3 separate regions of the Homo sapiens genome follow, and regions 1 and 2 are each linked to region 3. The links are chromatin contacts, found by Hi-C or POLR2A ChIA-PET in ENCODE. All regions are on one chromosome and are shown on one strand. Each heading gives the region's core, a stretch centred on a gene start or an enhancer-like site at or near the end of the contact. The rest is flanking DNA. Distances are from core to core; before and after follow the strand shown.

Evidence for each region. Hi-C counts contacts between places; a loop is a spot of excess contacts on that map. ChIA-PET counts read pairs that join two places held with the same protein, here RNA polymerase II (POLR2A). Pooled maps may share reads with other maps.
Region 1: a loop to region 3 is called in a map of PC-9, with 2.0 times the contacts of the local background. The contact joins two enhancer-like sites. A Hi-C loop is called at or near these places in 1 of 168 maps with a recorded cell type or tissue (PC-9) and 2 of 50 pooled maps. POLR2A ChIA-PET finds 5 or more read pairs at or near these places in 1 of 52 experiments (naive thymus-derived CD4-positive, alpha-beta T cell).
Region 2: a map of CD4-positive, alpha-beta memory T cell shows a loop between it and region 3 (1.8-fold over the local background). The contact joins two enhancer-like sites. A Hi-C loop is called at or near these places in 1 of 168 maps with a recorded cell type or tissue (CD4-positive, alpha-beta memory T cell) and 3 of 50 pooled maps. POLR2A ChIA-PET finds 5 or more read pairs at or near these places in 14 of 52 experiments (A549, GM12878, IMR-90 and 10 more).

The regions. Positions count from the first base shown.
Region 1 is chr14:61,366,043-61,368,742 of GRCh38, reverse strand. All of the region lies in intron 1 of PRKCH (protein kinase C eta), which reads right to left. Among named protein-coding and RNA genes, the nearest start is that of PRKCH-AS1, 45 kb to the right of the region's middle. Within about 2 kb of position 1,347, at least 7 of the 41 ENCODE cell types and tissues checked have a DNase peak (open chromatin) inside an H3K27ac peak, as active enhancers do; they include PC-9, where a contact is called at or near this core.
Region 2 is chr14:61,719,031-61,721,730 of GRCh38, reverse strand. It overlaps HIF1A (hypoxia inducible factor 1 subunit alpha), which reads right to left. Exons shown (of 15, transcript NM_001530.4): 2 at 1,159-1,349; 3 at 77-222. The region is part of intron 1 of HIF1A-AS3 (HIF1A antisense RNA 3); the gene reads left to right. Among named protein-coding and RNA genes, the nearest start is that of HIF1A-AS1, 25 kb to the right of the region's middle. RefSeq lists an enhancer at 1,943-1,992. Within about 2 kb of position 1,255, at least 7 of the 41 ENCODE cell types and tissues checked have a DNase peak (open chromatin) inside an H3K27ac peak, as active enhancers do; they include endothelial cell of umbilical vein, where a contact is called at or near this core.
Region 3 is chr14:61,524,158-61,526,857 of GRCh38, reverse strand. All of the region lies in intron 10 of PRKCH (protein kinase C eta), which reads right to left. Among named protein-coding and RNA genes, the nearest start is that of PRKCH-AS2, 20 kb to the left of the region's middle. RefSeq lists an enhancer at 1,341-1,490. Within about 2 kb of position 1,382, at least 33 of the 41 ENCODE cell types and tissues checked have a DNase peak (open chromatin) inside an H3K27ac peak, as active enhancers do; they include PC-9 and endothelial cell of umbilical vein, where a contact is called at or near this core.

The DNA of each region.
Region 1 (2,700 bases), core at 98-2,597, 160 kb after region 3:
CTACTTCAAATTCAAAAAATAAAATAAAATTTGCAAAAACATTCCAACTTTCACAGCACATTCCAACCAGCAGCCCACTTTAGCTCCGCAGTCTGTAAGAGAGGAGGTGATCAGTGCCAGCTCTGTTTTCACTGATGGGAAATATCTACAGGAGGATCACTCATGTGGCCTAAGGCACACAGCATGAAGTCTGCTGACCCCTGGCCTACTGAGCAGCAACTCTGCAGAGCCTGTTCTGCCTGTAAAGCCTTTCCTCGCAGTTCAGTCTGGAGGAGTCTCCTTGTGTCAGGTATTAGGCAGAAGACCCGGCATGAAGCAGCCAGAGGGGAGGACATGGCAGTACAGGGCCTTTTCCCTGTCAGGAAACACACAAGGCTCAAAGGCAAGATCATCTTGGGGACACGGTTCTCTTTTTTTTTTTTCCCATGACTAGGGATAGTGAGGAAGTACTGGTAATAGCCAGAGAAGAGGTGAAGGGTAGACTGTGAGTGTCAGAAATCTACAGCAGATGTTGGAACTAGAGGCTGCTGTAAGGCAGCCCAGCAGGCAACATGGGAGGGTGAACCTTGGTTAAGGAAGGGCTTAGCAGCCGGCTGGGAATCAGAGGCTCCTCTGACTTTCTCCTTAGAAATTCCTAACTTTGCATCCCATTTCATGAGGCTCTCAGACACTTGGAAGCTCCTCCAAGGCCCTCATACTAAGATTCACCTACAGATCAAGAGCTCTCCAGGCTGGGCGCGGTGGCTCACGCCTGTAATCCCAGCACTTTGGGAGGCTAAGGCAGGCGGATCACGAGGTCAGGAGGTCGAGACCATCCTGGTTAGCAAGGTGAAACCCCGTCTCTACTAAAAATACAAAAAATTAGCCGGGCGTGGTGGTGGGCTCCTGTAGTCCCAGCTACTTGGAAGGCTGAGGCAGGAGAATGGCGTGAACCTGGGAGGCGGAGCTTGCAGTGAGCCGAGATTGCGCCACTGCACTCCAGCCTGGGTGAAAGAGCGAGACTGTTTAAAAAAAAAAAAAAAAAAAGGAGTTCTCCAGATTAAGAGCCTGGGGAGCATATTCATTGTAGTTGTTACCAAGAAAGTCACAAGCAGGACACAAATCCACTCTGGGCAGTCTCTTTCCTTCTAGAATGATTCCAGGTCACAAAACGTCCAACAGAGGCCAGAGTTAGGGGGCTGGCCCCAGCACCCATTCCTCCAACAAACATTTATTGAGCACCTACCTACTGGGTGCTGAAAATAGGGAAATCACAAGACCAGAACAGCACCAAAAGACAGCTCTTGCACTGTAACCTCACCCACAATGACCTCATCCACGGTGACCTCGGTGGCAATTACATCAGGGCTGACCTCTGACACACACACACACACACACACACATACACACACACACACGCAATACCTGAGTAGTATCATCTCATACTTGTTTTCCAGGGTTCGTGTCCTCTGAGGACATTGAGTCAGGCATTTAGATTGGGTTAGGGGCAGATGCACATCCCTTTGAGAATTACCTGCTGACTCTACCCTTTCTCTGTGATGGTAGTTCATGCTTCCTTCATCTGCCTGTCTCTCACCACTTTTCCTATTGTTCTTTAACACACTTTCTGCCTTCTCTGAGCTCTGGGTCTCCAGTCTGCCAAAGTAAGAAAAAGTCCTGCATATAACCCTTGGGTCATTGCTTCCACAAGCAATGGAATATGTAGGAAAGTGGATATATTCAGGAAAACAGACTTTCCTACTCATCGAAGTATTTGTTTTAGAAATCTCATGTTTAGTGCATCTCACTGCTATCTTAGAGAAGGGAAGAAGCCAGCAGAAGGAGCCACATCCCTAGACAGAGAGCTCCTCTCAGTGGATTTAAGGCTGGGGAGGTCCAAAGTTCTAGGGTCCAATTTTCATTACCATTATAATAAGAGCCCCCAGAGCCCTGAATGCCTTGAAGCCTCTGGCCACTGAAGCAAGCCTAAGTATACACATAAACATAAAGTACAGAGATGCTGAAGAGCCACTGGCTGTATGAAAAGGTTTCACATTAATTACAGGGCTGGCTACAAGCTTCCTTGCCTAATGAATACCACTCATTTTCCCAAAGCAATTAACAGTACAGTTGAAATGACCGACATCCATTTCCTTATACACAGGAAACCTGTGAACTCTGAGACTATCATCTCCAAAATGCTGAGTGTCAGGCTGGGTTCACCCAAAGTGGTCATCAGCCAACCTGCAACCTCCACTGAACTTCCATACGTGACAAAATATTTTCCTTCTAAGTTTGGATCTGGCTTCTTTCTAGTTTTACTTCCTTATCAATCATTATCTTTGCTCAAGGAAATAAAGAAACAGAAAAGGATGCCTGGCCATAAAAGCAATTTTCCCAAAGTAATAATGTGTCTAATTGCTTGCTTAAAATTTTTTCAGAGTCTTACAAATCTCTCCTTACTGGGAAAAAGAAGAAAGTCAAACTTCTGGCAATATGCTAATTTAAAAAATCCTACTTGGCAAACTTGAACGACAGAAATTATACCCTAGTAACCTAAATTTTCAAAGACTTTCAAAAAGTGTACGATTTTTACTGTCTACACAGTATGGAGGGACCAGGCATTATTTGCAAAGAGCTTTTCTGCAATCACTGTCTCATCTTCTGACAGTCTGGGAGGTAACACATCATCATTATGTTATACAGATTGGGAAATTGAGG
Region 2 (2,700 bases), core at 6-2,505, 200 kb before region 3:
ACATTTTTAAAAATTAGGGCTAGATCATAAAATCATAAAAACATATAGAAGAGCTCTTAATATGTGTGCATTTTACCTGAGTTAATCCCATGTATTTGTTCACATTATCAGAAATGTAAATCATGTCACCATCATCTGTGAGAACCATAACAAAACCATCCAAGGCTTTCAAATAAAAGCAATTCATCTGTGCTTTCATGTCATCTTCAATATCCAAATCACCTAAAAAGGGCACAAGAAGAGGAAAATAATTAGTTAAAAAGTTGTACTTAAATGATATAATATTTAGATGTTTTTACAAAGTTTTCTCGCAGACACTTTATTTAATATATACAGCCATTTCAACACAGAAAAGTGCAGGCCAGAAGCTAGAAAAACTATAATTAGATGTGCCAGCTGCTTTTCATGATTAAAGTAATGCAGCAAAGCAAACCATAGAAGAAGAAAGAAGAGTAATGTTTTTTATTTATTTATTTATTTTATTATTTTTGAGATGGAGTCTCACTCTGCCGCCCAGGCTGGAGTGCAGTGGCTTGATCTCGGCTTACTGCAAGCTCCGCCCTCTGAGTTTAAGCAATTCTCCTGCCTCAGCCTCCCTAGTAGCTGAGATTACAGGCACCTACCAGCGTGCCCATCTAATTTTTTATATTTTTGGTATATATGGGGTTTCACCATCTTGGCCAGGCTGGTCTTGAACTCCTGACCTCATGATCCACCCGCCTCAGCATCCCAAAGTTCTGGGATTACAGGCGTGAGCCACCGCGCCCGGCCTGAGTCATGTTTTTTAAAGGAAGAAAGGTAGATGGAACAGGAGAAAAAGGGGGGAGGGGAAAAGCCAGTATCTTATTCCTGACTAAAGCTTTAAAAGCAGGTAATAAAAAGGATGTTATATTAGAAAAGAATTGAGAGTATGTTTAAGAGAATAAAGCAAAACAAATTATGTGCATAAAGAATGATTATTTCAAAGAATAACTGATGAGAAAAAAATGAAGCTTGATAAAAATAGTGAGAATTACAGAAAAATTTTTAAACGTGTACATATCACAATATAAAGAGGTATACAAAATCAAAACATTGCGACCACCTTCTAAAAATAATTTCTATTTACTTCTAACTTCTAATTTTCAGGCCTATTTATACCCTTGTAAAATAACTCACCAGCATCCAGAAGTTTCCTCACACGCAAATAGCTGATGGTAAGCCTCATCACAGAGGCCTTATCAAGATGCGAACTCACATTATGTGGAAGTGGCAACTGATGAGCAAGCTCATAAAAAACTTCAGATTCTTTACTTCGCCGAGATCTGGCTGCATCTCGAGACTTTTCTTTTCGACGTTCAGAACTTATCCTACTTAACAACAACAAGAAAAACACGAGATGGAAAGTGTATACAAGTTAGTTTGCCTTAACTTGAATAAAACTTTACATTTCTGCTTATCACAGAAGGATTAGAAGATGCCATGTAATTAAGTTACATGGAGATTTGTCTACTAGATTAATGTACTTTTATAAAGGGCAACTATACAAATTTTGGATTACTGCACACATAAGGAACTCTCACAAAAAGTCCAAAACCAAGCTTTAAACCTGTCGGAAGCAGGTGTTTCCTCCCCAGCATATGTAATTGGAGAGAATGTTTTTATTTTAGGCAAAAATTTAAAGTAGCCTGTACATCTAAGGCTGTACTTCATAGAATTCAAAAGTAGTCTCAATACAGAGAAACCACGATTAAGGCTAGAGAAACTACCTAAAGTTGTACATAATAACTTGAAAACAGGAGTTGTTAGCAGGTAGAACGGTAATAGCTACAAACTGATTTCTACTTGTTTCTTTAGACTCCAGTACTTTCTCACCCTTTTACCACATGAATAACACTGACGATAAGCTATAGGAACTGACATTAGCAGCTATAAGCCAGTGCAGGTTGCCTCCTCCCTTAGCAGCCCCTTATCTATTACTGGCACAACAGGTGCCAAATAAATGCAGGAATATGGAAGAAAAAAAGCTGTGGCACACACAATATCCAGAATTTAGAGGGATAGGTTAGCAAAAATAAAGGTGTCAATACAATGACATATCTTCAGGGAACTCTTCCAAGAAGGAAATCAGAAAGATTTTCATTGTCACACCAAGCAAAAGCTGTCTTCCTTTGCTTAACTGCCTAGTGACATCTAATAGCTTGTTGAATAGCAACAGTTTATTAAAGGTTACCATGTGCCAACATTACCCTGTACTAGGTGCCTAGTTCTCTCACAACCTGTAAATAGGTTAAATATTGTCCCTATTTTACAAATGAGGGAACTGGCGTTCAATAGGTTAAAAGTAGCCATTATGTAGCAAATAGGATTTGAACCCAGGTGTTTTAAAGTCTTTGCTCTTCCACAGTATTTCTCTTCTTAATGGGGAATGCTGCTTCTACTTTAAACACTCACATGATCTCCTATGCCCCTCAACTCACTCCTGTTAAATAGATTCTTCACCAAATGTTAAAAACAGCTATTATGATTTAGTGAGCATTGGGCAGTATGCTAAATAAGGACTTTTAGCCAGCATTATTTTACTTAATCCTCCTTACATCCTGTGAATGAAGTACCGAATTGTCTCCACCCCAAATCTCTCCTCCTTCCAAATGATCTGCAAAGTTGAAAGGTACAACCATAGAAGCAACATTCTGGAGTAACAAGCACAGTTCTCAGCAA
Region 3 (2,700 bases), core at 133-2,632:
TGGCCTGGAGCTTTGTGGTTAACTGCCATTGTGGGAGGCTGCCATGGCCTTGGGCCGCCTGGAGCCCCCCTCGCTGTGGCGTCTCCTCAGTGGCTGCAGCTGACTGCTCTTTCTGGAGTGCCATATTCACTGTGGGTTGTGTCAGGGCACTCGAGGTTCTATTTTCTTGCCTCAGTGTGAGAATCAAGGTCTGTTGGCCTGCATGGCCCAAGGCAAAAGGTTGGTCTCTGTCCAGCCTGGATCACGTTGCTGGCTTGGAGGAGGTAGGTGATGACAGAACTGGCATGACTGGTTTCCACACGCTGTCCTGTGAGTTGATACAGCCTGGCCATACAGGTCTTACAGAAAATGGCCACTAGAAAATGCCCAGGAATGGAAACCAAGTCTGGTATTCCAGGAATCCCCAATAAGTGTGGTTAAAGCAGCAAAGCTTTCATGGCACAGATCAATGGAACATAGAACAGACTTCTCTGCTCTTAGTAGCAGCCTCCCCGGGTGTCAGGGGCATAAGGCAAAGGCATGCTGAGTACCTGTGCACCCACTTCAGCGAAGCAAGCTTTCTGTGTCTCTAACCCAAACCCAGTCCTGGCTCCAAATCAGCCCTTCTCCACGCAGAATCCCATGTCCCATATAAGTGACTGTTTTCAGTGGGCTGATTTGTGGAAGCTGCTTCCTCCCCTGGCCCCACCACATAAATACAATATGAGCACAGCCAGTTTAACCTACAAAAGGTTGCAATCGTAGCAGCGCAGGACGGGAGCAGGGGTGAGGATGATCGTGGTCCTGCCCAGTGAAGGAGGCCACCACTCTCAGTTCTTCCACAAGTGTTTTCTGACTTGGGAGGCACTATAAGGCCTGGGTGCCTGGCTCCTCTGGGACTGCGGGCACACAGTAGAGAGGCGCCTGGCTGAGGTTAGACACACTAGTCTGCAGCCCCAGGAGAGAGCACGGCCGGGGGGACAAAGCCCATGAGCCCAGCTTTATCGACACTGTGTCCTAGCCTGACAAGCCAGGCCTGTGTGGACCTGAGCCCAGAACACTATCACTCACATTTCCAAACAAGGTCACTGAGTTTCTGAATTTTCCCGAAGCCAGTATGCCTGCTGAAGTCTTGGAAAGGATCTTCTTGGGCAACAGAAACAAGTGCTAACAGAAATCCAAAACGGTCTCAAGCGTTGACCCGCAGTTGCTTAAGAGCTTGTGACTAATGTCCCAGGTAAGAGGTCTGACTGCTTATTACTCAGCTGCTGTCATGGGCAGCAGGAATCGCGCAGGGAGAGAAAGTGCTGGGCCATCAGTTTTGTCAGTCAACTATTACAATCAGCTCTGCATGGGGAAGTCTTGGGACGCAGCTCTCAGAAGACGCAAGTGGGCAAGACAGGGATGTGACTCATCCTGGTCACAGGATGCCCGAGGCCACAAAGGCAGGTTAGACACCTTAATCCTGATTTCAATCTAATTTTAGGCATTCTCAGAACTGTATGAGCTGTAAAGGAAACGCCATGGCTGTTCTCATACCAAGTGCTATTTAATAAGACAGATCGCTCAAACTGGGATCCCAAGAGGGTTCAATTAAGAGCATAATGTAATTCCAGGCTACCAGTGCTGCCCTCAGCCCAAGTATCTCATACCTGCTCTATGAAGTCTGTCCTGATGTCCCCAGACAGTCATAGCAATATCAACTCTGCTCCTAGGGTGCCCAGTTTATACTTCTATGATAGCATACCCCGCACTGTATTCCAGAAGGCTCTGTCTGTGCACCTGTCTTCCTTCTTAGCAGCTCCAGCATGGTCCTGGCAGGAGGTGCTGACCAAAGGGATAAACAGAAGCATTTCAGATGGACCCCAATGGGACTGCCCTGGCCAACTCAGAGCCTATCTTATTTTTAGGGGATGGAAGGACACTCCATAAACTTTGCTCCAAAGTACTTAAACTTATAAAAAGCCACATGTTTTACCCCTTAAAGATAGACTCAAGAGGGAAAAGAAGAAACCTGAAATCAAAATTTAAATTCTTCTCTTTGATGAAGCTGGAGAAAGAAAGTGGTTTTGAAGGGTCAATTATTAAACAACGAGGACCAAGCAGAACACTTATCCTCATGTTGGCTTGCATCCAAACGGAAGAGCAGAACATGGAGAGGGTGACTCAAACAAAGCCAAAGATTATAGAGCCATTTACAGTCATGGTCAGCTTCCACTCTAAAGGGAAATCATGCCTTTATTTTTTTTAAAGCAAAAGAAGTCACCCTAAGCCTCCTGACTTTAGTTTGAAATATGCAGAGGTCAGTTTTTGGCTTAGGAGTACCTCAGCTTCCTATGCCAACATGTAACTCAGCAGCTGAACTTAACAAGGCTACACAATGAAGATTACAAGTTCATACAGGGCAGAGGCTCAAATACTAAAATGCCAAAACCACAGTTACCGGCTTGCCATTCATTAGCTCATTGAGCACCGGTATTTAATAGCTACAGCTTTTGTCATGCAAGCATAGAAGGGTAGAAAGAGTTATTCTATCCTCTGTGCTTGTCTGAAAGCTACATTGTTCTTGCTGGGTAATCAGGGTTACTTAAAATGCCCACAGTAGTTTCAGAGAGAATTCCCAAGTGATTGAAGACAAAGGAGATTCAGAAATTGGATTTATTTTGTTTCCACCATAAGCTATCCTGAGAGTAATAAAACAGATTGACATGAGTCTTACTG